Regions from separate parts of the Mus musculus genome. Here regions 1, 2, 3, 4, 5 and 7 are each linked to region 6. The links are chromatin loops, found by intact Hi-C in ENCODE. Cell type or tissue: left cerebral cortex. All regions are shown on one strand.

Region 1 (4,000 bases), 77 kb before region 6:
CCTGTGGAGAAAGCTATGAAGGATTGCTTGAGACAGATCCAAGCATCCGACTTAGGCTCTTGCGTATGTCACTCTGCTGTGAACTCTTAACATCATCATGACATTGTGAAAAGCAGAAATAACATGGAATTCTGTAGAGCAAGCACTTTATTTACAGAAAATCAATACCCTTAAGAAAATTTCCTGACCAAGAGACCATTTTACATCCAGTAAGCTATCTGGCTACAATCGCCATTTATAGTAACTACAGCGACAAGTGACTGATTATTCATATTGATCAGAAAACTCCACGAGATTGATCACCTTCCTCCCCAGGAGGTGAACATGGCAATGGATTCCCGGCAGGAAGTACAGTAACAGCTTTGACCCATCGAAGCCTCGCCTCATGCGGGTCCTTCAGTATGTCATTCTCTGTCTCTGGGGCTTAGGGGAGCTGGGGAGATAAGTAAGTCTCCAATGTGCTACCTGCGCAAGCATGAGGACCTAAATTCAGAGTCCAAAACCCTCACAGAGAAGTCAAACCTGGTGATTCATTCATGTAATCCCAACACTGGAGAGGAAAGACAAAAAGATCTCTGAAGCTTGCTGCCTAGCCAGCCTTGCCTGCTCAGAGCCAAGCCAATGAAAGCCAATGGGGGGGGGACGGGACAACAGTACTTTAGGAATGACAACTGAGGTTGACCTTTGACCTTCACACACACATACACGCACACACGCACACATGACACACGCGCATGTGCGTACACACATGCACACACACACACACACACACACATACGCACACACACAACATGCATCTTCTGGGCTCAGAGTTAGAGCGGGTATGTAGACCTTGCCTGGCTCTAGTTCCACACTCAGTGCTTTCTACAAGCTTGTCCCAGTATGGAGAGCAAGATGCTCATCTAGAATGAGCTGGTCTGCAAGTCCTAGAACCATAACACAGTGCTCCTACCAACTTCTCTGCCCTCAGCAGTATGGGCAGGTGTTTCTAGTATCTTCCTGTGGTCAGTCTGTATGAGTCAAGATTAGGGGGGCAGAGAGCTAGCGGCCTTTCTACCATACTTCCTAACCCGATTAGGGTGTCTAGTGCTGTGATGAAACACCATGAGCAAAGCAACTTGGGGAGGAAATGGCTTTTTGGCTTATACTTCCATATCACTGTTCTTCATCAAAGGAAGTTGGGACAGGAACCTGAAGGCAGGAGCTGATGAGAAGCCATGGAGGGGTGCTGCTTACTGGCTTGTTCCTCATGGCTTGCTCACCCTGCTTTCTTATAGAACCCAGGGCTACCATCCCAAGGATGGCATCACTCACAATGGGCTGGGCCATCCCTCATTAATCACTAATTAAGAAAATATGTCCTTCGTACCTACTTATAGCTGGATGTTATAAAGATGGTTTCTCAATTGAGAGGTACGCTCCTCTCAGATGACTCTAGCTTGTGTCAAATTGACATTAAACTACACAACCCACTTCCTAAGGGTAGGCTTGTATCTAAGTGCATGTCCTGGCTCCATGCTCAGTACTGTTCACAAGCTTGGTCCAATGACTCCCTCAGCCAGGATGAGGTCCTCTAAGGCAGATGCCATTTCTCCTAGTGTAGTATCACTGGCTCATGCTCTCTCCATCCTCTCTGCAGGACATCCAAGCAAGGCAGGTCCTAGGTGCTCTCAACTGTCCTACATGGACAGGGCTGGGTAAGCTCCCGCCCAAAAGAAGACAGTGCTCAGAAAGCCAGATGGGCCCATCCATCACATTCCTCTAGTGTTCTTCATCCTGGAGTTCTCTGCTGCACTTTTTAAACCCCCACAGTCTGCCTATGAGAGTGATAGGAATGGGGAGGCAGAGGCTCAATGCAATGGAGGGGAAAATGACTCACCCTACATCACAGCAGGGCTGAGGAAAGAAAGGAGATGTGGGCGGCAGGCTGCCAGCTCTGCGTGTGCAAGTCACACTCTGCTCTAGACACCTCGTGCAACAGTGACACACACGTTCATCATCCGGAAGCCCCAGGACATGAGAAGGCATGTCACTCACACCCAGGCTGGGAAGTAGATCACAAAGGTGAAAGGTTTGCTCTTAGCCTTACTGCAGTCTACAGGAAGGACACCTGACCACAAATCCGGTTTTCAGATTCAATATTTCTTCTTCTATTGTGTGTCAACTCTCCTAAGAAACCCAGGCTCCCAGTTGAAGGTACCATCTCCCCTCCCAGGGTTGACCTTCTCCAGAACATCTCATTAAGGTCCTGGTCCTAGCTGCATTTCTATTGGTATAATTAAAAACACACTGTGACCAAAAGCAACATCAGGAATAAAAGACTTCATGAGGTGACACTGCCAGGCCATGGGCCATTGCAGTAGAGAGGTCAAGGTGGCAGCAGCTCACTCTCTATCCACAGTCAAGAACAGAAGCAAATACATCCACGCTGCCCTGCTGGCTCTCTTCCAGCTTTGTCTGCTCCTATACAATGCCCCTCTGCCTAGGAACCCACGGTGAAATGGGGCTTCCTATACCAATGAACAATCTCCCATAGACACCCCCACAGGCCATCCTGACATAGATTATTCTTCATTTGAAAGTTTTTTTTCCCCCAAGTGATTATAGGTTGTGGCAAATTAACAGTTAAAACCAACCATCAAGTCACCAAACCAGCTAGGTTGGCCTGAGTCTGTGTCCCCCTTAAGAGTCATCAACCCACATAGAAGGGAGTCAAGAAAATGACATCGTACTGAGTGGTTTTGCTCAGATGGGTAAGAGGCTGTGATTTCCTATGCTCAGCCTTTTAGCCTTTTAGCTTAGCTGTCAATCTTGGCTCATGGTTTCAGCTAAAGCTGAACCAAGAGACTCTGCATCTTTCAGCAGTCACAAGTCTATACACTGGCCCTACACTCACCCCTCCTCCTGCTTCAGTAGAGGGCATCCTCCCTATCAAAGGCTAACCCCTCCACCTGCTCTGAGCCTCATCTTCTCCTACCTGCTCCGGTGTCTCACCCCCATGCCTTCCCATGATGCTTCCCCATCCTTCCCCTTAACCTTTCTGTGGACACAAGTTCTTTCCATCACATCTCAGACACAAGTCAACTTCCTTTTTTTTTTTTTTTTTTTTTTTTTTTGGCTGCTTCCCTTTGTAGCCAGACTCTTTGAAGAGGAGTCAGTGCCTTCACTTTTTGCTCTCAAGTACCAGCCTCATATCTTATCTGATCACTGCCTTCAGTCTCTAGAGACTGCCAAGGTCATCAGCAATTGCCATGAGGCTAAATTAGACTCTCTCATTCTCTCTCTCTCTCTCTCTCTCTCTCTCTCTCTCTCTGTGTGTGTGTGTGTGTGTGTGTGTGTGTGTGTATGTTCAAGTGTGCAGGATGGGTGACAAAGATATACATGCATGTGGAGTTTGCCTTGAGTATCTTCCTCAATTTCTCTACACATTTGAGGCAGAGTCTCTCAGACTAGCCCAGAGCTCACAAGTTAGCTAGCTGTAGCCCCAGGGATCATCTGTCTCTGCCTCCAGAGTGCTGGCATTACAGGCAACCACCATGCCTTCCCGGCTTTTACATCGGTTCAGGGGATCTGAACTCTGCCTCACTCTTGCACAGCAAGCACTATCTGCTGGCCATCGCCCCGCCCACACACTTCTCCCTTCTTGAAACACTCTGTTTCTCTCTACTCTCTCCAGCCCTTGGACCACAGAGACAAGCAGCTCAGATCTCCCTTCATGAGAACTAATCTGTCACCAAGGGCCACTACCTCTGTCACCAAACAAACATGACTCGGGATCTATTCACAGCGCTCCTGCTCATTCTTACAACTGCATCCCCGGCTCCATCTTCTATGGAAACTTTAAGTGTATAATTCAGTATAGTCAGCTATGGGCACAGCTATGGCAGATCCCCAGGATACCCTGTAACTGAGACCATAAGTCTTCTGTCCTCCCTTCCTGAAGCCTGTGGAAACTGTCCTTCTATTTTTCTTTCCTTTGAGCTTGGCCATTTTGAGTTTC
Region 2 (4,000 bases), 230 kb before region 6:
ATTCACGTTAATAGTCATTCACTGTTTCTATGTAATTCAAATGTTCCTTGTGGGCCTTCTCCATTTGTTCTAACTGTACCTCAGCGCTCTTTGTCTGTCATGAGCCACGGCGACCTCACATGTCCCTCAGCCCCACTCTTCAGTGCTTTTGGATCACAGCTCTCATGACATCATACTTCACTTGCTAGTGCCCCATTTCTCATGATGACACAGTGACGTCCACACCAGCCTTGCTGCATTTCACCACTATCACTGCAGCTCTGGGTTCCAGTTCACGTGCTGGCTTGGATGACCCACCACACAAGTCCCCTCCTCACAGCTGACCCATTCCTGACCTCATCTGATTCCATCTTTCCAGCCACCACCAAGGCAAAGACCTCATGGCTTGGTCTGTCAATCACTGGGAAGGGTCCCCTGCTGATCAATGGCTCCAAACAAATGTCAAAAATTAACAACATCATATGGCTGAAGTGAAGTTCATAAAAGGCCCCTGCTTATGGGTTCCTGTCTCGTTTCCTTTTCTATGTGCCTCACCTCTCCTACTCCATAGCTAAGGTTGGCGATGTCCAACCATACATGAAATGACAATCAAGGCTTTAGTGCTCTTGATATCACAGTGCAACAGGCTGGCAAAGCCCCGTGCACACTGAGCTGACGGAACAGGCATGGACAGTTCCACTCACACTGGCCTGAGCCTGCCACTCACACTCACACTCCCTCCAGTACCCCTAGAAACCCTGCTGCTTTTCTACCCCAATGCTCAGCCTACCACACTTCTTGGGGCCTTCCAAGCTCTCAGAAGGCTCTGCCTTCTCTGTGAGCATTTATCTGCCTGCTTGCTTCAAGAGAGGGACAGAGTGAGCCCCCTGTGCACATTGTCACTAAGCATCTGTCTCAGTTCAGCACAATGGTTCTCTAAGACAAGGCTTATTCTGTCCCCTGAAGAAAACACCACCATGATCCTCGATGACAGCAGATGCTGCTAAATATCCAACCTAGAACAATGGCCCAAAGGAGCACCTTATCCAGGCAAAGGCAAAGTGGCCTTCCAACTCAGCAAATGCACGAAGGCATCTCAGAGCAAGCAGTAACCTGAGGACCTACATGCCATCCTATGAGGACACGCAGTGAGGCTATGGGGATGGGACTGAACTGCCCTGTGCTGGGATGGGGATGTTAGGCATGGGAAGAGTAGAAGTAAGAAGAAGAAGGGGTTGGTTTAATTAAAAATAAATATCATGATAAAGCAAAAAAAAAAAAAAAAAAAAAGAACCCCACATGTAAAAAGGACAAAGACTACATCTGAGAAGCTGGTAAGAGGTTTCTAAAAGAATTCCAGAAGGAAGTCAGAAGGGAGTGCCGCCATGATCTTTGTCTTTGGGGAACAGTGTGCTTTCTATCAGAGAGTGGCTGCCATGGCTTGGGGGAGGCACACTTTCTAAATGCAACCTTTGATCAGCTCCATAAACCAATTTATTAGGTTACTATATTCATTTTTTTTTAAATGAAAGGCAACAGACTCTAATAGAACCACCAGACTGCATTTCCTTCAACAGGACAAATGCTGGGTTTTACATGTACGCTCATCAGTTAGCAATGTAATTAGCATTTTATATTGTGGCTGCTGTCACCAAAAGTCTATAAGGTTTTAGCAAGTGGGGAGGGGAGGGATTCTATTTTGGGCACATGCTAAGCCCACTCAGTTCTGATCACTGTCCCTTCTCATTCTTGGAGTCTGCACTTAAATTAAACAGAGAATGGGGGTGGGATAATCGAATTGGAGGGAGGAACCACGCTAGCAGGTTATAAGTGACTGAACTGGTAAGATTGGAGTCTGACGGCATGGGCAGCTGTGTCCCAGCATTTTCTCTGTAGCCTCTGGCATGAACACTGGTATATTTCCCTTCATTACCGGAGCACTGGGCACACAGCACTGCTCGATAGCTACTCATGCTCTGTAGCCCTCGATGTGCATAGGGGAAGCTGTCTAGAGTCACGTGCTCCACAGGCAGCTCTTGAGGGCTGGGATAAGATTTGGTCTACCACAGCAACCCACTCCTGACAGCATCTGCTCAACAGCACTGGGTGAGACTGCGCTAAAGGGCATCGGAGGACAATGAAGGTCTAGTTCTCAGTCCCATGTGATGCTCAAACCCTTCAGGAAGAAACTGATTGCAGTTCATTGAACAAAAGTGATTCTAAGGAGAAAGGAATTTTAAAAAGATCCAGGTGGGTGTTTCCAGGGAACAAACAGCTTGGAATGTTGTATGCCTCATGGCCTAAAGGACAGGTTGGCTCAAAGAACTTGTCAAGTCCTTTTATAGACTAAGAGTCTCTTGGCAAGTTAACGTAGGATATCGAGCCTGGACCTACTTTGGGGGCTCAATCTGGCTCTTGGAAGCACAGAGGAGACTTTTTCTAGTCTGGACATCTTGAGAGCAACCAACACGTTTAATCCAAAGCTGCTGAGCTATATTTGAAGTCTAACTATGCGCTAACTGGAGCAGGCTGGATGCCCAGAGGGCTAGATTTGGAGAAGCAGTAACTAGTCAAATCAACAAGGTTATGAAGTCGCTGCCTCGTAAGAAGGCCGGTGTGCAGGGGAGGAAGGGAGAAGGGGTTGTTTGTCCTTCTCATCTCGCTTCAGGCTATCATCCTTCCATGCCCAAGTCTATCGTACTGGTGTCTATGGTGGGGCATTAAAAATCCCTTATCGTGAGCACACGAGAGATAGTGCTGGGCCTCAGGATGGATTTTTTTCAAAAGCTTAAATAATCTGTGGGGAAGTTGGTACAAGATGCCTGACTCCAAAGGGTTACATCTAATCCAAATTCAAAGGATTGGTCAGTGGTTAATCTTAGCTGTGCAAGAATCCTGGCTAGCCCAATGTCCTCACTGGTGAATTTAAAGGCAGAGATAAGAACCCCTTTCCTTCAGATACTTTACAACAATGTCTTCACTGTTCCTGTGTTTGGCCCACAACCTCAGGTCTCTGAGAGGAGGGAGTGAGGAGAAGCCAGGACTAGGCTGTTGGGCTCTGTAGGCACCATGGTACCCAGCAGACCAGATACACTTCAGCTCCAACCCAGACTCAACAGGCTTCCCTTACCATTTTCCAGCAAATGCTGAAGGAGTATACATCATCCTTGGGTTACCCTGAGCACAGTATAGCCAAGAGGGCAAGTTGACAAAGTGCCCCAGGAACAAGAAGGAAGCCATGCTTTGGGTACTCCAAAATCAGACAGGAGCAAAATTAGGTTTTAAAAGTTTCATCCATCTCTACATAGTCAGCCTCTTCTTCATTCTAACATCACATTAACTTCACACATAGTCAACCTCTTCTTCATTCTAACATCACAGTAACTTCACACATAGTCAGCCTCTTCTTCATTCTAACATCGCAGTAACTTCACACATAGTCAGCCTCTTCTTCATTCTAACATCACAGTAACTTCACACATAGTCAGCCTCTTCTTCATTCTAACATCACAGTAACTTCACACATAGTCAGCCTCTTCTTCATTCTAACATCGCAGTAACTTCACACATAGTCAGCCTCTTCTTCATTCTATCACAGTAACTTCACACATAGTCAGCCTCTTCTTCATTCTAACATCGCAGTAACTTCATATGCAGTCAGCCTCTTCATTCTAACATCACTTTAACTTCGTACCACCCATCTCACTTTTCTGGGAAATCAACCATGCACTGAACATAAAACATACCTCCACAATCTGCAGCAGTACCTGCAGCATCCCAACCCCACTTATCTCATTAATCATCAGTATTTCAATTTTAAAGCTGGGCAGGAATAGAGAGGCTGAACACAGAGGGATACTGAAATAGGACTTCACAAGTCTGGTGGGAGCAGAAGGTCTTGAGGTTGCTGGGATGGGACCCCGTGGGCCTCAAACACTTGACTCTCTGAACTTCAACTGTCTCACTTAGAGACTGAGAGCAATAAAGCCAGTTTGCATGGTTCAATGAGGATGCATCTGCA
Region 3 (4,000 bases), 520 kb before region 6:
CCCGGGGATCCGTGAGAGCCCTGCAGAGACCCCATTAGCTGTGACTGCAGGTTATGAACCTGTCACTTACACTGTGTGTGCTCAGATGGGAGGGGCCTTTCCCTTCTTAGAGATAAGTTATGTTGAAGTCTTTCAAACGCATGTCTGTTTATGGAAACATGTCGAGTTAAAACCGTCTGTGAGGAATGCACTGATTGGGACTTCCACCTTTCTGTTGTAGAAAGGTGTGGCCTCATGTTCCCAACAGCCAGGCCTGTTCCCGACATCCAGGCAGCTTCAGCATCCCTTTGCTTCTCAAGCAGACCACACTTCCTAAACCCGGTGCCATGTCCTTTGGTCTCTGTCATGTCTGTTTGTCTGTCCTTCAGCCTCTCTCCTTGCCTCCGTGGTTCCCACGCTGGGCACATCTTTAAACACAGCTGGTGTGGCCTCACCTGGGTGTTTTCATTAGCTGTTCCTTCCAGGTGGAACACCCTTTCCTGTCTGACCTCTCATCACTCCCATTGAATTTAAATGTCACTCCCCCATAGACGCTTTCCTTGTGACCCGAACAGAAACGGCCTCCCTATGTTCCCGCACCCTCCAGGTTCTCAGCACAGGGCTTGTCTGACCTGAAACTTCCTTGCTTTCTCTGCCCCACACCACACAGATAAGCTGCAAATGGGAGGAACTTCCTTGGTCTTCTTCACCACAGCAGCCCAGCACCTCCAACAGGAGTGAGCCGGTTGACTCTACAGGTGCTTGTTAAGTGTGAGCAGTGCACTTGGTCAGGCACACACCCCTGTTGTTATAAGCAGCTTTTCCAGGACTGGGGATGGCCCAGCTGCTGATAGTGTAAGCACCAGGCCCTGAACTCGGATCTCCATCATATATAAAAAGCCCCATGAGGTTCCCTGTACCTTCACCCTGGCACTGTGGGGAGAAGCATGCAGAGTCCCGAGGATTGCTGGGGCTTGTTAGCCAGTCACTCTAACAAAAGATGTGGTGAGCTCCCGGTTCAGTGAGAGACCCTGTCTCAGGGGTACACTGGATGTCCTCCTCTGACCTTTAGGTATGCACGTGTTAGCTTGTGTGCCCCTACATGTGCACGGGTACACGCCACACACACACACACACACACACACACACACACACACACACACACATACACACACACACACACCATGTGTTTACAAGCATGTTTGGGGTCTGAACATGTGACTTTTAGTTATAACCTTGTGATTGCAAATTGTTATCTTGGAAGAACCACTGATTTATAACTAAACACATTGGTGTTTAGTTATAAATGAACAAGACATAGGTTTGATTCCTGGCACTCACAGGGTGGCTCATAATCATCTGTAACTCCAGTTCCAGGAGGCCAATGTCCTCTTCTGGCTTCCACAGGTACCAGGCACACATGTGGAATACATACATACACACAGCCAACCACCATACACAGAAAAATAAATAAGATAAAATAAAAATTAAGGAAGTACCAGTTGGTGCCTCCAAAGACGGCCATGTCTGCAATCTCTATGGACCTGCACAGCCCTGTATGTCAGTACACGGACCACCAGAGCAGTGCTAGGCTCCTGGCTGGAGGGCAGCATCAATGTGCGCCAATTCCTGGACACGCAGCCCCATTCAGGTAGCACAGCTGCATCTGGAAGGTGATATAACATTTATCTCAGCCCTTTCCTGGTAGAGAGAGGAAGAGAGAAGGAAAGGGGAGGAGGTATAGAGAGAGGAAGAGGGAGAGAGAGGAAGAGGGAGAGAGGGAAGAGGGAGAGAGAAAAGGGACAGGAAGGGACAGAGGGGGCACGAGTATCTGAATTAGAGGTTCAGGGAGCACATACCAGAAATGGCCAGGAGGTGGCAGTAGAAGCTCACTAGTCTTTAGATGAAAAATTCTAGCAATCAAGATAAAATTTTATTAGCTTAATATTTGGCCTCTCCTTAGAAGTCGACAAAGTATATTGATGTGGTGGTGGTGGTGGTGTGTGTATAAGTGTATGTATATGGGTGTTATGTATGAGTATATGCATGCATGTGTGAGTGTACATGTGTGTATGAGTATATATGCATGCATATATATGTGTATATGCCTGTACGTGTGTGTGTATGCATATGATGTGGACATGTATGTGTGTGTGTGTGTGTGTGTGACAGAGAGAGGGAGAGGGAGAGAGAGGGGGTAGGAGGGGAGAGAAGGAGAGAGAGAGAGAGAGAGAGAGAGAGAGAGGAGAATATCCATTCTCATCCCAGCTTTCAAGTTGTACCCAAATGTCCTCATGTTGGGATTTTAGACTCCTTTTCACGAAATTCCCCAGTAAAATCAACAATTCTCTAGTGAAAATCTGTATTTCAATTTTCTCAAGTTTATAGATTTCAAGCAGGACACGCTTTTACGTAGAGATTGCAGACGTGGCAGTCACTGGTGTTAGCAGTGAGAGCTTCCCAGTCCCTTTATTTCTAATTGGGGACCCTGACATTTGTCCACAGTACTCCAATAGTATCTCCAGAAGACATGCCTGTTTTCTTCTGAACTCCACTCTTTTAGGAAGGCACAGAATGGCCAACTGGAACCATTCGGTTTGGCATAGCCTGAGATCAAGGGGAGCAAAGGAGGCAGCGTCTGGCTTTTCTTGAGAAGAGCTCCAAAAACCCGTTTCTTGAGGTTGTTATTGAACAGTGTCTCATAGTGAATGCATGATAGATCCAGGCATTCAAGACAGGAGGGGGCATTGTGAGAAAGGAGCTTTGGCAGAGTGTTTAAGGGTGGACAAGAGGGAGTCCAGTTCTTAGTGACAGAGGAAGCAAAATGCCTGGGGTGTACTGGCACCTCTTTCAAGGCCTTACCTGTGCACTGGTGTGGGTGGAGCGGAGACACACCTGTCTCCTATGGGCGAACTGTCCAGGGTTTGGTGGCTCAGGGTTGTGCTATCTGTGTGCCCATCAGAGTGGAATGCCTCAAAGACATCCACTTGCTCTTGCTAACTCTGTGACATCTTGAGAAGGGAGACACTTGATAGTTGTTTTGAAAAAAAAAAAAAAAAAACGAGGACACAAATGTTCGGCAGACAGCACAGGCCCCTTTCCTCTTCCGTCCTTTTGAAATGTTGAACACTTAAAGGCTTGTTAAGATATGGCTGAATTTATTTTTTATATACATTCTCTCTTTGGATTAGAATCTTAAGGTTATTTAAGATTACTGCAGTGTGAACATAAAGGTTCTCTGGAATTTACTACCGAGTAGCTTGGCTGGTCAGCTATGGCTATTCCATGTGGTGAGAGGGTAATTTCATAGTGCACGCTTGCAGATCAGAAGAGATGCCCTCCTGACATGTCATTGGAAGGGGTATTGGTTTCCACCTAACACCAGCTAGTCCCTGCTACCATCTCCCCTTCCCCCAACAGCCCTCAGGACGTCATGGTTTTTGTTGCTTGAGCCCTAGAGACCTGGATTACAGATAATTTCTTAGACATATGAAATAGGCAAATCTTCCCTTTAAGCAGAATTGAAATGGGATGTCTGAAGTTATCAGCTATGCTGGGAAGATATTTCCCTTTGTGGAAGAAGTCTTGCTTCCGTGAAGGATACACAATAGAATCCGTTCATTTTGCACATTTTCAGTTCTTTTGCCATAGATTTTGCACATCACCTCTCCTGGGCAAAGCTTCAGTTGAAAATTTACTTTTCAGAGTCTCAGCATACTTGGCTGTGTGCACAACTCTCTTCTTGTCCCACATTATCTCCCAGAGGCTTGCTTGGCTGGGTGTGTGTCCTGTTATTTTGTGAGATCTTTTCTTTTAATTAAAATTTAAAAAATGACAGTTGTACTGGCTGGTTTGTGTGTCAACTTGACACAAGCTGGAGTTATCACAGAGAAAGGAGCCTCTCTTGAGGAAATGCCTCCATGAGATCCAGCTGTAAGACATTTTCTCAATTAGTGATCAAAGTGGGAGGGCCCAATCCATTGTGGGTGGGACCATCCCTGGGCTGGTAGCCTTGGGTTCA
Region 4 (4,000 bases), 260 kb before region 6:
CCCAAACTATGTTTCCAGATGGCCTCTTGTTCCTAAAAGTAGCTAAAAAGTCCATGCATGACAACTGAGAAGATGTGGTCACCAGATTGGAAAGCCGTAAGTCTGGGATAAGGAGATAGCAAGCAGGGGCATGCATTAGCAAGGGTCTCCCCATCTTCCTTCTGTTCAGGAAACACGCCCAGGTAAATGTCTCACCTCCTCTGGGGCGTTTCTACACACCACCCTCCTCCCTCCAAGCAGAGCTGGATGTCTGGGCAAGCACTCAGGTGCTTGTTCCTCTGCAGCTGTCAATTCTAGGATTTTCAAGGCAGACCCTGGGAACAGAAGCAGGACTCAGAAGGAAAACCATGGTGACCATGCAGCCAGAAGCCAGCTTCTGGGAGAGAATCCAACACTGGGAGAGAGTTGGCAAATGAACGGGGAGGGGGACCCAGCAGAGACACACAGGGAGGAGCTGGGTGTGCTAGTCCCTCACAAATATAATACCCCGGGGTCTAATCAATGCTATTGCTGCTGAACACAGTGCAGAAACCAAGGCCTTTAGGGCTATCATGGTGCCCAACTCCAGGGGCTCCCTCCTCCATGCCTTTTTGTTCCATTCAAATTGCACCTATTGGGGTGCACACACATGCCCTGGCTCACTGCACTCTGAGGCAAGGCTAGGGATGTACTTTTTGCTAAGGCAGTTTTAACAACGTGTGCTCCTCCTTTGAGTTCTTACTTAACCCTCTTCACAGCTTCAACAGGGAGGCAGGGATGTGGTTTCTCTCCTTTAGTATGAAGAAACTCAGGCTCTGGAGGTGTGGTCAAGGGTCAGGGTCAAGTGTCTGAATGGTCCCACAGCAACTTGTGCCTTCAAATACAGCCCTCTGAACCATATGTGTGCACTTGGAGACCAGTCCTTATACTCTTCTCCTTTCTTGGGATGGCAGCAAGCTAGAGTTTCGTATTGTAGACTATGAATCACATGACCCTTCCAGGTCCGAGGCAGAGGACACACTGGGGTTTTCTGAAGAAGGGTACAAAGAAAGGGTGCCTATGGACTCTGCATAGCATTGGGGGGTCTCCTGGATCAGCAATAGATGGATAGCAGAGATGTTAAGGAAGTGTGAAAGGCTTCCCTGAGTATCAAAGAGAAAGCTGGAGAAGCAAGGGACAGGGTAGGGGGCAGAGCCATGCATCTTATTCATTGCTGAGACACTCCTTGATCAGGGACCAGAGAGCAGTCAGCTTCACACTCAGTGTGTGCACTTGGTAGGGGGCTGTGTCAGGCCCCACAACCTGTGCTTTGGCTTCTGCTCATTGTGTGGCTTCATTTTCACTATTGAGGGGCACAGCTTTGAGCATGTGAAGCTAGGTCTTGAGGTGAGTATCATGTGGGAGGTACAGGAAGCCAAGAGGAACCTGATCACCACATGCTCCCATGTCCCAAATGCCTGAAGAATCTCATGAGAGGATGGCTGGGAGTGGAAGGGACATTTCTGAGCTCTCTTATGCCATGGACACATCTTTATGCCTAGCATGAGTCATCAAAAAACAACTGTACATCTCACAGCCAATCAGTCAGCTTCTGCTCACAGCCAATCAGCTTCTGCACATCTCACAGCCAATCATCAGCTTCTGTACATCTCACAGCCAATTAGTCAGCTTCTGCACATCTCACAGCCAATCAGCTTCTGCACATCTCAGCCAATCAGCTTCTGCATACCTCACAGCCAATCAGCTTCTGTACACCTCACAGCCAATTAATTGGCTTCTGTATATCTCAGCTAATCAGCTTCTGAACAGCTCACAGCCAATCAGTTTAAGAGACCAAGAAAGAAAAAAAAAAAAAAAAAAACAAACCCTCCATTCCATGGAGCTGTTATAGTTCTGTACCTAACACATGGATGGTTTCATGTTGCAGAGAAACATATTACTTGGGGACAGTGATAAAAGAACCAATTGAGAGACACTGTTGTGGTGTAGTGTTAGTTACACAATCCTGGTAAACACATTGCCCAAGCATGTTGCTTCACAGAGGTGGCCACTCAAGGCTGATCTGTCATTCCTTCCCCCCAAAGAGACGCCACTCTTCATAACAAGGATTCACTGGGAGTGAACTAAGCATTTTGGCCACCTGCCCATCCTCTCTGGCTGGGTTTCTTACCCTGCAATCCCCCAGAACTTTCTGTATTAGCTCACTTGAGCTACTTCTTAGCTTTTGTCTGAGCTTCAGGCCTGAATTCTTTGCCCTGGTCACACCCAACCTGTTCTAATTGTTTCTGCTGCCTCAGGTTTCTGCCTGCCAACTGGATACCTCCTGTTCACAGCCTCCCCACCCAGCACTGGCTGGCTCCAGCTTCCAGTCTCTGCTCTTCCCTCTGTCTGTTAATCCTCCTTTTGTCCATCCAACTGTGATAGCTAGGTCTGGCCTTGCCTGGAGGCTCGGCCCTTGGAAATTTGTGGTCTCTTGTCCCCATCAAATGCCACCTGAGTGGCACTCTGCCCTTACATAAGAACCCAAACAGGACAGAGTTTCAGTTCCTCCTTAGCAGTCAAGCACGTGTGTGTGCCTTTGTGTGCATGCACACACACACTTTGATATTTGGACAAGACACTTTTATATGTTTTATTTCCCCAGTAGTGTTCCTGTTTTTCATATGTGGAACCAGAGGCTCAGGGTCAGGAGGTAGCAGTATGTGGCAAGCCCAGATCTAGCACCCACGCCCCAGCTTTAGATTGCAGGTCCTTTCCATTAGCCTACCATCACCTCTGTGGCTGCAGCAAGGTGAGCAGCTCTGGATATCCTAATTCAGAGCCTTGACAACCTCCCCATCAACACTGACATGGGGAGCTGCCTCCATCCCAGTTATTTCTGTCAACCTCTGTCTCTCAATCTCTCATGTGCACACACATCAGCTGGGACCTTCTTAAACAGCAGATCCTAGCTCACCTGGTCAGGGGAGGCAGCAAAGGTTAGCATTTCTAACAAGCATCCAGGGGTGTGGTGGTGATGCTGCGTGACTGGCCCTCTGCAGAGTCTACTCTCTGTCAGAACTGAAGGCACAGGCAGAGGAGAGGACAGGAAAGTGTACCTTAGCAGGCACACAGATGATGGGCTTGGCTCTCAGGAACCATAGGGAGGCAGGCAATACACAAGGCAGGGCAGGGGGAAGTAAAGGTTTGCAGGGTCAGTTGGCTGGAAAGCCTTTTCCTACCCTGACACTAAGGTCCTGGGTAGAACATGGAGCTGTTTCTCAAGGGGAGACTCTCTTGAGTATTGCCCATTCTAAGTCAGAAAAGCCAGTCCATAGCTGAGACTCAGCTACACTTAAAACCCAGCAACACAAGCCCTGGCAAACTTGTTTGGGACACAGCAGGTAAAACTAGATATAGTTTAGGTTGTGGTGGAAACAGAGCCCAGAAAAGGCTTAGGAATTTAACCTTCCTCCAAAATATTTAATTTTTTAAGCCAAGTCACAGGAAAGGAATCACGGTCTTCCAACTGTACTTTAAAATCTGTTGAGCTGTAGGTGGAATCTTATTTTGGCTTGGCCAGGATAGGATTATAGGGGATAGAGACAGAGCCTGCAAGTCAAGCAGGGACAGGTGTGGAGAGAGTGCCAACTCAGGATGAGTCTCAGAGGCCTGCTCCAGGGCCCCTTTGCTGTGGTGTCTGGATTTTCTGCTCTCTGGAGCAAACAGGATAGGAAGATCATTAGCATGTAAGGCTGGTGAAGATATAAGAACTCAGCTTTCTCATTTCATAATTAACCAGATTCAGCTCAGAACTTGTTCTAGGGGCAGACATGGGCAGAACCCAAGTCCAGCCCACAATCCAGCACAACAAATGCTCAGTGCAAGTGGGTCTGCTTAACTCCACAGTGGAAACACTCTCCTCCCCTCCCTGGAGGAAGAGTGAGAGTATGATCAGGGCCAGCAGGAGTCTCCTGGGCAGAGCTTTCTGGAACCTTGGAGAAGGGTGAAAGCAGGAGAGAGAATTAGAGCTGGCGCCTGA
Region 5 (4,000 bases), 140 kb before region 6:
GCAATAAAAGCTCTTAACTGCTCAGCCATCTCTCCAGCCCTTCAAAATCAGAACTCCATTCCAAGGTGTATGGAATAGCGATTTCTATTTAGTGTTTTATGGCTTGCTTGAAAAATAAACAAAACAAGTAGAATTATTACACATGAAAAAAACAAATATATACTTTCCATACCATTAGTTATTTTAAGAAAACTTTCAAGGGTTGTATAATATTTCATATTATATAATATGAAATATTCAAGTTGTAGCATATTTATTTCATGTGGCAATGAATTATATAACCACACTACATTGCACATAAGCAAATAAATATGTGTATATTAGAAAGCAATCAGGAACCACAGGCTGTTTTGTTCTATTTTTACCTACTTTGTCATAAATGCATATATTTATCTAATTTCTGTCACTTTCATTACTTTGACTTATTAGGGAAAAAATAATTGCAATTAAAGTTCATTGAGATGCCAAGCATGGTGGTACACACACCTTGTGTGAACGCCTAACTTTGATTTTCAGTACTAGAAAGTAAATAAACAGCAGGACAAATAAACAAGCATCACAGTCATAGAACCTGCAACAGATGTGATGGTTTCTTATCCACTAACAACGTTCACCATCAGCACGGAAGTTCTCAGTCTCCTCCCTCTGCTGTGGTCGACTCTGCCACACGGAAAGAGTGGACACAGCCCTCATACTTAGATTCAGTCAGCTGATAGGGTAGGGTACGATCTTGCTCCACAGGGGTCTCTCTCTCTGCACCCTAGCTGAGGATTCTAGCTTACGGAGTGAGCAGCATCTGCAGCCGCCATGAAGGAGATTATTTTGGGAGGCAAAGGAGTCTTTGGAGTGAGTCAGAAATCAAGCACCATGTACGCAGCCACCCACATGCCACCTCCTCCTGAGGGTCCCAGTTCAGAGAAAAGCATGCTTTCCAGGGTAAAACTGCCTTCTCATTTTTCCTAGTTCATATACAGCTCACAAAAACAACACTAGGTAGACCAGAAGTCCCCAAAGGCAGTCTGCCTCTCCTTGGCTCTTCCCTTTGACCTCCCATGGCTCTGCCTCCACCACAGGCATCCTTTCAGCTACCAGTGCCTGCACCGCCTTTCTCATCCACCTTCCACGTCCCTGGCCCTTCCTCTTCCATCACAGTGGCCACCACAATACATTCACTCAGTTCTCAGAGGCCAAGCTATCCTCTAGCTATACTCCCAACAGCCACATGATAGGTAGACACATGTGGCACCTCCTTGGACCAGCCTCTCAGCCCAGAAGGCCTGACCTATAACTTGCCATCTGTTAAAAATCTAACCATCCTTCTGGTTGTCACTGACTCTACCAAGGGACTTCCATGATGACCCTAAGTCAGACCCCATCCCCAACTCCTCCTCAAGTCCACAGTATTCTGTGTCCATTACCACTACACATGATCTCCTGTGATATTGTTCCCAAAACATCACCAGGAAGTACATCTTCCCAAATACAGGAGTCACCTGCCATGCATGTTAGAAGCAAGTGGTTTGAGCAGCGTCAGCAGCCCCCATTTTGGAATCTAATTTACCACGGCAAGTGTAGCACACAGCACATGCTCAGGAAGAGTCTGAGGTCAGGGTCTGAGGTCAGGGCATACTTTCTCCTCCTTTCTTTAAGGAGGGTCTGGAACTGCATTGCTGTGTCTCTGTACAGCAGCATGTTGTTTCTCAGCGGTTGTGCAAATCCTCTTTTATCACATTAGCAGCTGGAATCCTGGTATTATTAGTTTCGCTCCCCCACATCCCTACTTTCCTGTAGCTTAGTTCATGGGATAAATAAAACGGAACACTCCAAACTTCTTTTTCCTTTGAGTACATTAAAACATGACGGGGCCATATGCTTAAGAACCAGGCTACTCCAGAGGCTCCTCACAGCCTAAAACCATCTCACGGTGCAAGTAGTTTCCTGGATGCTTTATGGAATTTTGGCATTAGGAAAAGCTGGGTGTTCCCAGGTGGGTCAAGAAGAACAGAGCAGCAGGAATAGAAGCTACTGAGTTCATCCTTGATGGGAGGCAGATTCTGGACATCTCGGTGGCTCCTCTGTGATATCACTGATGAATGTGACTGAAGTGGACAGTCTGCAGGCTTCAGACTCATGGTATGCAAGTTTTCAAGATTTACTTAAATGAGCAGCCCACACAAATGACTCATTAGATTTGTCTTACCTCACCTTGTGTGAATGTGTATGTGAGTGTGTGTGTGTGTGTGTGTGTGTGTGTGTGTGTGTGTGAGTGTGTGTGTGTCCTTCATGTGAGTGCTAGGATCGGAACTTGGAGCCTCGTTTGTATGGCTCTCCTCTCTTACCCATTAAGCCATCTCTCTAGCCCCTAGCTTCTCATTTAATTAGATATGTATGCCTCTGTGTGTGTTTGTATGTGTGTGTGTGTGCATGCATGCATAAGTGTGTGTATGTGTGCATGTGAAAGTGTGTGTGTGTGTGTGAGTGTGTGTATATGTGTGTGGGGGGTAGATGGGTGGGTGGGAGTTATGCACACGTGTGATGTCTGCTGAGGCCAGAGGAGGGAATCAGGTGTCCTGATCAACCAACCACTCTCTGCTTTACTCCTTTGAGACAGGGTCTCTAACTAAAGCTGGAGCAAGACAAGCAGCCAGGAAGCCCCAGTGATTCGTCTGTGCTGGGTTACAGGTGTGTGCAGCCATCCACACCTGGTGTTCTCCATGTGAGTGCTGGGATCCAAACTTGGGGCCTTATGTTTGTGCAGCAATCTCTGTTACACATTGAGCCACCTCTCCAGCCCCCTGGCCTCTCATCTAACTAGACTCACCAATGTCTCTTCTATCATTATTTTTCTACTGTAGATATAGACACTAAAGTCTCATCACATTATTGAAATGCTGGTTTTTTGTTTTGGTTTTTGGTTTCTTCTGTTTTGATAGTTCCACCAGAATCCCACATCTGCTCCGGAACACGATGGCAGCCATGCCAAATTAGAAATATAAATATAATTTTTGTTATCATCTTCTACTCAATATTGCTTGGAGACCCCTTCACCTGCCCTTCTCTGTCTCGTGCTTCCTCACCTTCATGTGGTAAGGTCTAAGATCTGCATCTCAATGGACTATGCCTGCCTGGCACCGGCTCACCAGGCTTTCTGTCAGCACTGGCCTTCCCTGTTACCCTCCCTCCCTCACACTCTGAAGTTAAGAACAGCGAGTTTTAAGCTCCATACTTGCATCTTTCCAAACAAGAGTGACTTAGCACTCAAACAATAAGTACTGCCTTCCCCCAGGAAACTGTGTCCTCCACCGGGCCCTGTGAATGGCATTTCATTCATTCATTCTTCAAACAGGTTGGAGGGATGGGAGGAGCTTCAGGCAGAACAGGGTGGCACAGTTTGCACCCCACACCTCAGCTTCCTTTCACTTTTTATCTTGTGGTGGAATCTCACCACGCTGTCCAGGCTGGCCTTGGACTTATTCTGCAGGTCAGAGAAGCCTTCAACTTGGAATCCTTCTGCCTCAGTCCCCCAAGTAGGTAGGATGAGAGGTCTGAACCACACCAAGCTTAGCAAATGCTTATGGAGTTCCCACTCACACTTCAAGCACTGGAGACAGACAAGTGACAAACCTGACCCAGACCTTCACCCTCCTAGAATTTTTAATTAAGAGAGACAGATAATAGGATAAAACTCTAAAGTAAGAGCTGCTACATGACGGTATGCTAACAGAGCAGGCACGACCTACGCACAGAAGTAGCAGGAAGGTGGCCAGCCAATGTCACTTAGGAGGCCGTGGCATCAAGGCAAGGGCCCACAGGAGACAGGGTGTGAGCCATGAGATGGTCTAAGAAAAACAAGCTCCAGACAGAAGCAATGGTAAAGCACCCTGGGGTGTAAAGGGCATGCCACACTCTGTTGCTCTGCTGTAGACTGACACGTTCTTGGGTCTAGAAGGACAGTGCCAATGAGAGATGTGATTTCTTACATTAGCCCTCCAGGCACTGA
Region 6 (4,000 bases):
CCTAACTGAATTCAGCTGGAAGCTCATCACTATCAACCCAAGTTCCAAGGCTGCACGCCATGTTTACACTGGCAAAACCCAGCTCTTGAGTTAGGTCCCCACAGCCTCTCCAACGGAGAGAGTCGCCTGCTTCTGGAAGGAGAGGGGCCCAGAAGTCTGCTAGGGGGATCTCAGAATTGGGTAGCCTGGTGAACAGGTGTATGCAGCAACTCCCCATCTCCAGGACTGTATGTGCAAGCTGTGGGTCGGAAAGGTTTGGATAGCTCCCTTTGGATCGCTACTCTGAGGACTTTTCGCCTTCTGGGCTTCATGCTAATAAACCATAGGAAACTGCAATCTCTGAGTAAAAAGGTGTCGAAAATTATTCCCCTTCCATCAGTCATAGTAGGACTCTCTCCTCCCAGCTACAAAAACCTCGTGCTTGTGCACAGGTTTCTTGGGTAATGAATCGGCTTGTGATGGAGGACAAGATTGGGAGGGTTTAAAAGAGACAATAGATGCCAAATTTGTACCCGGGACCACTTAGTTCCCTCTGTTTCCCCGGCTGAGTCCAGAAAAACCATCGGACCTTCGTGAGCCATTTGCTCTAGCTGGTTGGCGAGGGTGCATAAGACAGCCCTGCCAAAGGGTTTCTTCTGGTCAGACTTTCCTGCTTAAGGGATGGAAGGTGGAGTTGGCAACGTCCCTGCACCCGAACAGGGCCAGGACCAGTAGCCCAGCTCTGCTGCTACCTCTGGCCTCCCTGCTCCTCAGGACTCCCGGGGAGCCTCCGCGGGGAGGCGGCCAGTGCGCATCAGGAGCGCAGTGCTTGAAGGTGGCCAGCCTGCAGCCACTTTTCGCATGACTTTTCTCACCAAATGCCAGGCTTTCCTGGAGAGGACAGCGGGAGGGCGCGGGAAAAGGCCCCAAAGGCGTAGGCTAGAGATCTCTCCTCCAGAGATGGGGCACACTAGACCCCCTCCAGCCCTGCCCACCTCCCAGGCCCGCAGGCAAGAGAAGCTGGTGAGCGGAGCTCCGGGATGCCCCCGCATCTGTTGGCACCAGGCGGGAGGCGTCTGCAATCACCGCACTCAGAAAAAAAAAAAAAAAAAAAAAAAATCAAAACCCACCTGGGCGACAGAAATCCAAAGGCAGTTCTTACCGTTGGACCGCCGCACGATGTTCTCCAGAAACGTGTTCTGCGGGGCCACTAGTCCCCGCCGGCCGCCAGCCATGGTCATCCTCCCGACTGCCGGACTCTGGGGGCGTCCGGCGCCGTGTCTCACCGCAGCAGGCGGCCGGGTGCGCAGCCCGCAAGCGTTCCTGGCTCCACGCGCCCCATGCGCTCCGCAGCCCCGGAGCGCAGGGGCGGCGGCTGGCTCCCGCTGCCGCCCTCGCTGCGCTCCGCACCTCCCCGCTGCGGCCCGCCCGGGTGTGCGCTCGAGTGCCCCGGGCTCGGTGCGCCGCGGCCGCCTCCCGTGGGCGGAGGGAGCCAGCCGGTCCAGGGCGCCCCCTACCGTGCGCGCATCCCTCGGGGACACAGCCGTAACCAAGAGCCACGGGGTGAGGCTGGAACCGGAGCGGCACCCTCTGGGTGCAGCGGGAAGTGTTATCCAGAGTGTGCCTGGGGTGTGCAGAGCACGGTGAGCAGCTTTATTGGTAAAGTCACATACACACACACACCCGAAAAGGTCACAAGAAGACTCTTTCTTTACGCGGTGTCAGATCGGAGTCAGAACCTTCAGGCTCTGCAAACAGCATGAGCTGCATGTCTATCCAGCTTCCCCAGAATTAACCAACCAAGTGTCTAAGGGCAACAACTTACAGAGTGACTGCCAGATTCAGCTCCCAGGAGCCGTTTTGGTTTGTCTTTACCATCAATGTGCCTGCAGCCTCCTCAGTTGATAAATGGCTTTCACCTGTTTGGCGTCTTCTCTTACAGAGCAATCATTTTACCAAAAAAGAAAAACAACAAAACATGAGTTGGCACATCGGGGTTTCCAGCTACAGTACAATCTCTTAAGATTTGTGTGTAAGGTGAAAAAAACAAAAAAAAAAACAAAAAACGGGAACTGGCTGTCCAGCATCAAAGAGGAGGGCTACTTCTGAAAGCTTCCCAAAGTAAAAGTACATCAGATTTTAATTAAACAGCCATAGCTGTGGCTTGGAGAAGCATCCACAAGGCACAGGTGAAGCAGGTGCGGCTTCACAGCAGGTAGAAATGACTTGGACCTCTTGTTCACTGAAGGAAGAGGGGGTGTTCCAACTGCACATAATGTGTACCTGTCGTTGTGCTGTGCGTGTGGCGGGGGACTGAGACAATGCCCACAGAAGGATGCATTGCTACTTGACTGGTTAGTTTCCAACTGGACAAAGATTCAAAATAAAATGCAAAGATAAACCCGCCGCTGAAGCCCGTGACGCCGGGGCTCACCTCCGGAAACACCTTAATGGTTCGCAAAGACACACTGTCTCAATTTTTTAATCTCAGAAGCAGAGCCAATTCCTTCCAGGCATTCTCTGAGTGGTCGAGCACTGCGGAGAATAGACGGGGGGGGGGGGGGGGGGATCCTGACTTTAAAGTTCTGTGCGGGAGGTCTGCAAAGATGGCTCAGCACCTGAGAGCACTCTTGCAGGAGACCTGCGTTTAGTTCACAGTAGGCCAAAGCCATCTGAAATTTCAGTTCCAGACCATTTGATGCCCTAGTCTGACTTCTTCAGGCACCAAGCATGTGCATAGTACACGTACAAACATGCAGGCAAAACACTCAAACTCACAAAATCTGTCTGAAAAAAAAAAAAATAAGTGCCAAATCAAATGTCATTTTCAGAGTGACTAAATTAATTGGGCCATTATAAATGTCACCTTTCATCTATCTGTGTGGATATAACTCAAGCAACGCTCCTGCCAGCAGAAGATGGCTCGGCAGGACTGGTGTGTGCTATGACTTGAAGGTAAAGCTGCATCTCTCCCACTGGATAACGGCTCCCTGCAGGTTAGAGCTGTGATTTCTTAAACACTGGCTCCGTCTAGTGGTTCTTTGTTCTATTACAAATGAGGTAAACTACTCAAAGAGAACTTGATTTTGATGGCTACCCACTTCATTTGAGTAGGTTCCTTTGAATAAGGCAAGATCTTACAGCTGTGCCATGCATGATGGAAAGTGCTCAAGGGGTAGCTTTACATGATTGTGTGTGTGTGTGTGTGTGTGTGTGTGTGTGTGAGAGAGAGAGAGAGAGAGAGAGAGAGAGAGAGAGAGAGAGAGAGAGAGAGAGACCCTTCAATCAAGATCATGCACCTGTTTGTGGAAGTGAAAACAATGGGGGTTGTGGGGTGGGGAGAGGCATCTGACAGAGAGAGACCATAAAATTTCCCTCCTACTCTGTGGCTTAGATAAAAAGGAACAGGTGTCATTCGTTTGAGGTGAGAGCCTTGGTGGGCTACCTGTTAAAAGGAGCTCAGGAGTAAGCTTCCCATATGAAGTATGCCATTTCTGTGGGTCTCAAAGCAGATGTGTGTATACACCTTTTCAGAGAGTGATTCCCATGGCACACAAAAACTACACTAAAACATCAACAATCTTTAATCACATTGAGAGAGTTCTTTGGGTCTTTGAAAGCACACCCAACGGTACCCTGTATCTGGCTGGTCCTTGGCTCCTCTGACTGAAGGAACAGTCCAATTCTTTCCTGAGACTTACAGGAGGAGGCTGCTCCTGCCCCATCATTCATAGAACACATGGCATGTCTGAAGCCAGCCTGGACACACAAGAAACCTTGTTTTGAAGCACAGACACAAATACACACAGACAGAGACAGACAGAGATGGAAACAGACACACACACACACACACCACGTCTCTATTGAGCTTATAAGCAGAGGATCCAGTAGTTATACTCACAGGAAACCCTGTGATACTCGCTCGGCTCACCCTGAGTCAGTGCTGGGGCAGAGCTGCCTCACTGGGACTCCAGCCTGAACCTAATGACAGGGGAAGGATGTGCAGCTGTGGCCATGACAC
Region 7 (4,000 bases), 400 kb before region 6:
GGCTAGAGCAGGCCTATTCTTATAAACAGCATGTTCCTTGGTGGGCATGACTGGTTGGTGCCCCGTCTGTGGTCTCCCCACCATGGCATCATTAATAAAGCTGGAAACGGCTGTGCAAACCGTTGCCTATGTATTTTCTTCTCAGTGGCAATCCGAAGCCCAGGTCTCACCCTCTCTGGTTTACAGGTAGAACTCTGAGAACAATTCCCCTTCAGCTCAGATATGTCAGCCTCCATAGACTTCCCTTTGCTGAGGCTGCCCTGGAGGGAGGCTTTAGGACAGCATCTGGTTTCTCCTGGAAGACTGACTTGTGGCTTCAGCTCCTTTTCCCACCAGCTCAGCTACAGCAGGACAGGTCTCCTGCTCTCCTGCCACTGTTGTCCTAGCTGAGAGCGAAACACAGACTTGCAGAGCAGTGCCTCATGGGGGAAAAAAGCTCTTGTAACATACCCACTGAAAGCTCTCTCTGGGTTTCCTTCCTAAGGCTGAGTCTCTTTTCTTACCCTCCAAATTCAAATTATCTACTGGAAACAGCAGGGCTGGAGCCGCCAAGATTCCTGTTGTTGGGCCCTTTGCTTATTCCCTAAGTAATATGCTCATACTAAGTGCAGTATATTTTTATGTGTTTATATGTGTGTGTGCTGCGCTTCTGTGTGTATTGCATGTTTGAGTGCTCATTTTAAAGCTTTGAGAAGGCACGGAGCATAGGACTCCTAAAATAAAATCCTTCTAAAGTGTCTCACATCTCTCCAAAGACCTAGAAATAAACTCCGCTTAAAAAAGCACGCCGAGCAGCTGCTGGCCTTGTTTGAGATGAGCTGGGCTGGCAGCCGCGTGCCTGTAGCTACCCACACAAAGTGAAGAACGCGCTTTAAGTTGAGTCTTGTTTCCTCTGCTGTTGGCCCTGTTCCTGTAGCAGGTTGGAGTCAATGACAGAATGACCCTTGACTGTCTCTTATGAGGGTGACAGAAAAGACCACAGTATAAAAGATGCAGGGCCTTCACCAAGCTGGCTGTGCTCTTGAAAGTGATGGTGTTGGAGTAATGGCATTGTTGGTGCAATGCCATGATAAGAAAACATTCTTGCCCTGTGAGGGGAAGGTGAAGGATAAGGCATATATGTCATGAGACTTACTCATCAGTATACAGGAGCACAGAAAAGCAGCAATGGAAGTCACTGCTTCTTGTCTCCTCTGAGGGTGACACCTGTGCTGTGTATACTATGGTTTCTACTTCTGCACAGAGAGCCTGTACTGTGGTTCAGTCAGAGGAAGACTAGCAGGGTGGACTCACATATCTTATTTGTGTCGGAGGTTGGAGGGTAGAGTTGTCATTCTGAGGGACAAGATACCTGGGGCTGTTGTAGCTCCCAGCTTTGATTACAGATGAGACAAGATGGACACTGACTGGGGTTCTTTCAAAGTGTTATACTTAATAATTGCTTCAGCCCTTCTAGGTCGGTTCATACTCGAGGTTCACAGTTGAGGGGACTGGAGACAGGGAAAGGCAAGTATTTAGCTCTACTCTGTGGAAGTTGAATGCAGTTCTATGTGATCTCCTCGGAGCATCCTAAATTTCAGACACAAATGATATTCCTGGATAAGTCCCTCCTACCCCATATGAAGCACATGACCATCTGCTCTGCGTGTCTTGGCTGCTTGTGCACATTAAGTGACTAAGTGACATTCCAGCTCTTGAACAAGTTATAAAGTATGTGTGTGATGTGATGTGTGTGTAAGTGATGTGTGTGAGCCATGTATGTGATGTGTGTGTGATGTGTGTGTTGTGTGTGATGTCTCTCTCTCTCTCTCTCTCTCTCTCTCTCTGTGTGTATGTGTGTGTGTGTGTGTGTGAGAGAGAGAGAGAGAGAGAGAGAGAGAGAGAGAGAGAGAGAGAGAGGTGTATTTCTGAATGTATTTACTCATGCACATATGAGTGTATGTGCATGTGGATTCTAGAGGACCATGCTGGGTATATGCCTTAGTTTTTGAGACAGAGTCTCTCCCTGAACCAGGAGCTCACCAGTTTGGCAAGGCTGGCTTGCTGTCAGGCTCAACCCCCTGCCCTATCACTGCTTTCCCAGTGCAGAGGTCACAGGCAATGCTGTGCCCAGCCTCTTACATAGGTTCTGGGGATCTAAACTTAGAATGTTTCACTCGCATGACAAGCACTTGACCCTCAAAGCTCTCTCTCAAGGCTCCAAAACTTGAACTTTAATTGTAGGCCCACACAGTTGTGGATGAGATAACTAATCTGAAAGATCAATCTAAGTGAATTGGGGCTCACAGAGGCAGATAGTCACATGTAACTTAAGGATGGAGATGTAGATATTTTATAATGATGTGAACTTTATAGTGTGAACTTGTACAAACTGAATGGCTGTCATATCACCAGGAGACAGACTCTTAGGGAACCACCATGATGTCTGCTGGCTCTACTTGACAAGAGGTGTTGTTCAGTGAGGGTGTGATATCACAGATGTCACACCCCCAACTCCCACATCCATTCCCTAACAGTAACTTTGAATTCTCTTAGTTTTCCCGTTTTTACACCCATTTTAAAAAAATCTATACTAACTCATTCGTTACCTTTGACCTATAGAGGCAGTGGGTTTCTGGGTGAGATGTATTTCCCTGTCTCTCAGTGTGTTTACATTGTTACCAGTGGAGTCTGCCAGGATGGAAACATTGTTGGCCTGCTCCCCACCTCAGCTTGTATCCTCTTTGCTGGACTGACCAGGTTGCCATCACTACTTCTTTCCAGACTCTCCTGTTGGAGTGCAAACTCCCTCAGATGGAAATCCCCATGGTCAGATGGTCAGCTGACTTCTGATGGCCCTTCCTGAAGCTCTTATCTCCTCTTTCTGTGGGTACCACTGCCCTTTAGACCTGCTGTCTGTCAGATGTCTGATCTTCCTGTCTCCTTGCTACATCCTGTTCCTGTTGCCCAGGGACAGCTTGCCACTGTACTCCAGCTGTACTCCACACACACCCTACTGGGTGATTTGCTGGGACACACCCTTTAGTATCTTTCTTAGAGAAGAATGCTGGGAAATACATTCAAGAGACCTTTTGTGTCTTTAAAACTGTCTTCTTTTACCTCACACAGTTGGTATCTGATATGGGGTTTTGTTGCAATTTCTCTGGCAGTTGTTGAAGTTCTGTGTCTTGTGTCTTTTACCTTTGCTGTTGGGAAATGACACTTCTGTTCTTGTTTCTTTGTATCCACTGTTTTCTTTCTAGATACTTTGATGCACATTTTTTTTTCTGTTCTCAAATTTCATAGCACCTATAACTTCCTCGGTTTAGAGTTTCTCAGGTACAGTTTATCTGGGCGGGGGTGGGGGAGAGGGTGTTTGCTGGATAGTTTTATGTCATCTTGACACAAGCTAAAATTATCTGAAAGAGGGAACATTATTTAAGAAAATGCCTCCATAAGATAGGATCATAAACAGGCCAGTAGGGCATTTTCATAATTAGTGATTGATGGGGTAGGGCTCAGCCCATTGTGGGTGGTACCATTCTTGGGCTGGTGGTCCTGGGTTCTATAAGAAAGGAGGTTGAGCAAGCCATGGAGAGCAATCCTGTAAGCAGGCTCCCTCATAGCCTCTTTATCAGCCCCTGTCCCCAGGTTCCTGACCTGTTTGTTGAGTTCCTATCCCCATATCCTTCAGTGATGAATAGTAATATGAAAGCATAAGCTGGACAAACCCTTTCCTCCCCAACTTGCTTTTTGGTCATAGTGTTTTGTTGCAGGAATAGAGAGACCCTAAAGCAGGTGACCTTCATTGTGTGGGCTTGGAAGAGGAGGGCACCGTGCTCACTGCCCAGATCTTTTACAAGCTCCCTGTTTTCTTCTGTGGAGCATGTCCTGTCTGTGCCACCTCCTGTCCTGTGTATAAATGTTTTTCTTCTCTTGGGGAACTAATATTTGGGTATTTTGGCTATATGGACTCCTCATCTTCTGTCTTATAACACTGGCTTGACTTTTCTTACCTGCT

Evidence for each region. Peaks named below come from ENCODE experiments on the same cell type or tissue, not always from the same donor. Only the 100,000 strongest peaks of a DNase experiment are listed, where the experiment ranks them.
Region 1: it touches region 6 in a loop (2.5-fold over the local background); 2 of 42 quality-filtered maps call a loop at or near these places.
Region 2: a loop joins it to region 6, with 3 times the contacts of the local background. A loop is called at or near these places in 4 of 42 quality-filtered maps.
Region 3: a loop joins it to region 6, with 10 times the contacts of the local background. A loop is called at or near these places in 40 of 42 quality-filtered maps.
Region 4: a loop joins it to region 6, with 4 times the contacts of the local background. A loop is called at or near these places in 4 of 42 quality-filtered maps.
Region 5: a loop joins it to region 6, with 3 times the contacts of the local background. A loop is called at or near these places in 5 of 42 quality-filtered maps.
Region 7: a loop joins it to region 6, with 5 times the contacts of the local background. A loop is called at or near these places in 28 of 42 quality-filtered maps.

What each region holds. Positions count from the first base shown.
Region 1 is chr1:192,265,018-192,269,017 of GRCm38, reverse strand. All of the region lies in intron 5 of Kcnh1 (potassium voltage-gated channel, subfamily H (eag-related), member 1), which reads right to left. Among named protein-coding and RNA genes, the nearest start is that of Kcnh1, 76 kb to the right of the region's middle. In left cerebral cortex, no CTCF peak of the experiment used is centred here; a DNase peak (open chromatin) is centred at 1,887; H3K27ac peaks cover 1,969 bases.
Region 2 is chr1:192,419,971-192,423,970 of GRCm38, reverse strand. The region is part of intron 9 of Kcnh1 (potassium voltage-gated channel, subfamily H (eag-related), member 1); the gene reads right to left. Among named protein-coding and RNA genes, the nearest start is that of Gm31011, 94 kb to the left of the region's middle. In left cerebral cortex, no CTCF peak of the experiment used is centred here; DNase peaks (open chromatin) are centred at 2,084 and 2,391; H3K27ac peaks cover 1,541 bases.
Region 3 is chr1:192,710,001-192,714,000 of GRCm38, reverse strand. All of the region lies in intron 7 of Hhat (hedgehog acyltransferase), which reads left to right. Among named protein-coding and RNA genes, the nearest start is that of Gm22265, 34 kb to the left of the region's middle. In left cerebral cortex, a CTCF peak has its summit at 1,846 (motif pointing right); a DNase peak (open chromatin) is centred at 1,849.
Region 4 is chr1:192,448,296-192,452,295 of GRCm38, reverse strand. The region is part of intron 10 of Kcnh1 (potassium voltage-gated channel, subfamily H (eag-related), member 1); the gene reads right to left. Among named protein-coding and RNA genes, the nearest start is that of Gm31011, 66 kb to the left of the region's middle. In left cerebral cortex, no CTCF peak of the experiment used is centred here; DNase peaks (open chromatin) are centred at 328, 1,520, 2,361, 3,571 and 1 more place; H3K27ac peaks cover 3,699 bases.
Region 5 is chr1:192,333,085-192,337,084 of GRCm38, reverse strand. The region is part of intron 6 of Kcnh1 (potassium voltage-gated channel, subfamily H (eag-related), member 1); the gene reads right to left. Among named protein-coding and RNA genes, the nearest start is that of Kcnh1, 140 kb to the right of the region's middle. In left cerebral cortex, no CTCF peak of the experiment used is centred here; DNase peaks (open chromatin) are centred at 873 and 2,135; H3K27ac peaks cover 2,020 bases.
Region 6 is chr1:192,188,228-192,192,227 of GRCm38, reverse strand. Kcnh1 (potassium voltage-gated channel, subfamily H (eag-related), member 1) reads right to left here and starts at 1,451. Exons shown (of 11, transcript NM_001038607.2): 1 at 1,142-1,451. The coding sequence starts at 1,220. In left cerebral cortex, CTCF peaks have their summits at 1,548 and 3,000; DNase peaks (open chromatin) are centred at 738, 976, 1,516, 2,977 and 1 more place; H3K4me3 peaks cover 1,852 bases; H3K27ac peaks cover 1,408 bases.
Region 7 is chr1:192,584,422-192,588,421 of GRCm38, reverse strand. All of the region lies in intron 10 of Hhat (hedgehog acyltransferase), which reads left to right. Among named protein-coding and RNA genes, the nearest start is that of Gm31011, 70 kb to the right of the region's middle. In left cerebral cortex, no CTCF peak of the experiment used is centred here; DNase peaks (open chromatin) are centred at 785 and 1,614; H3K27ac peaks cover 2,405 bases.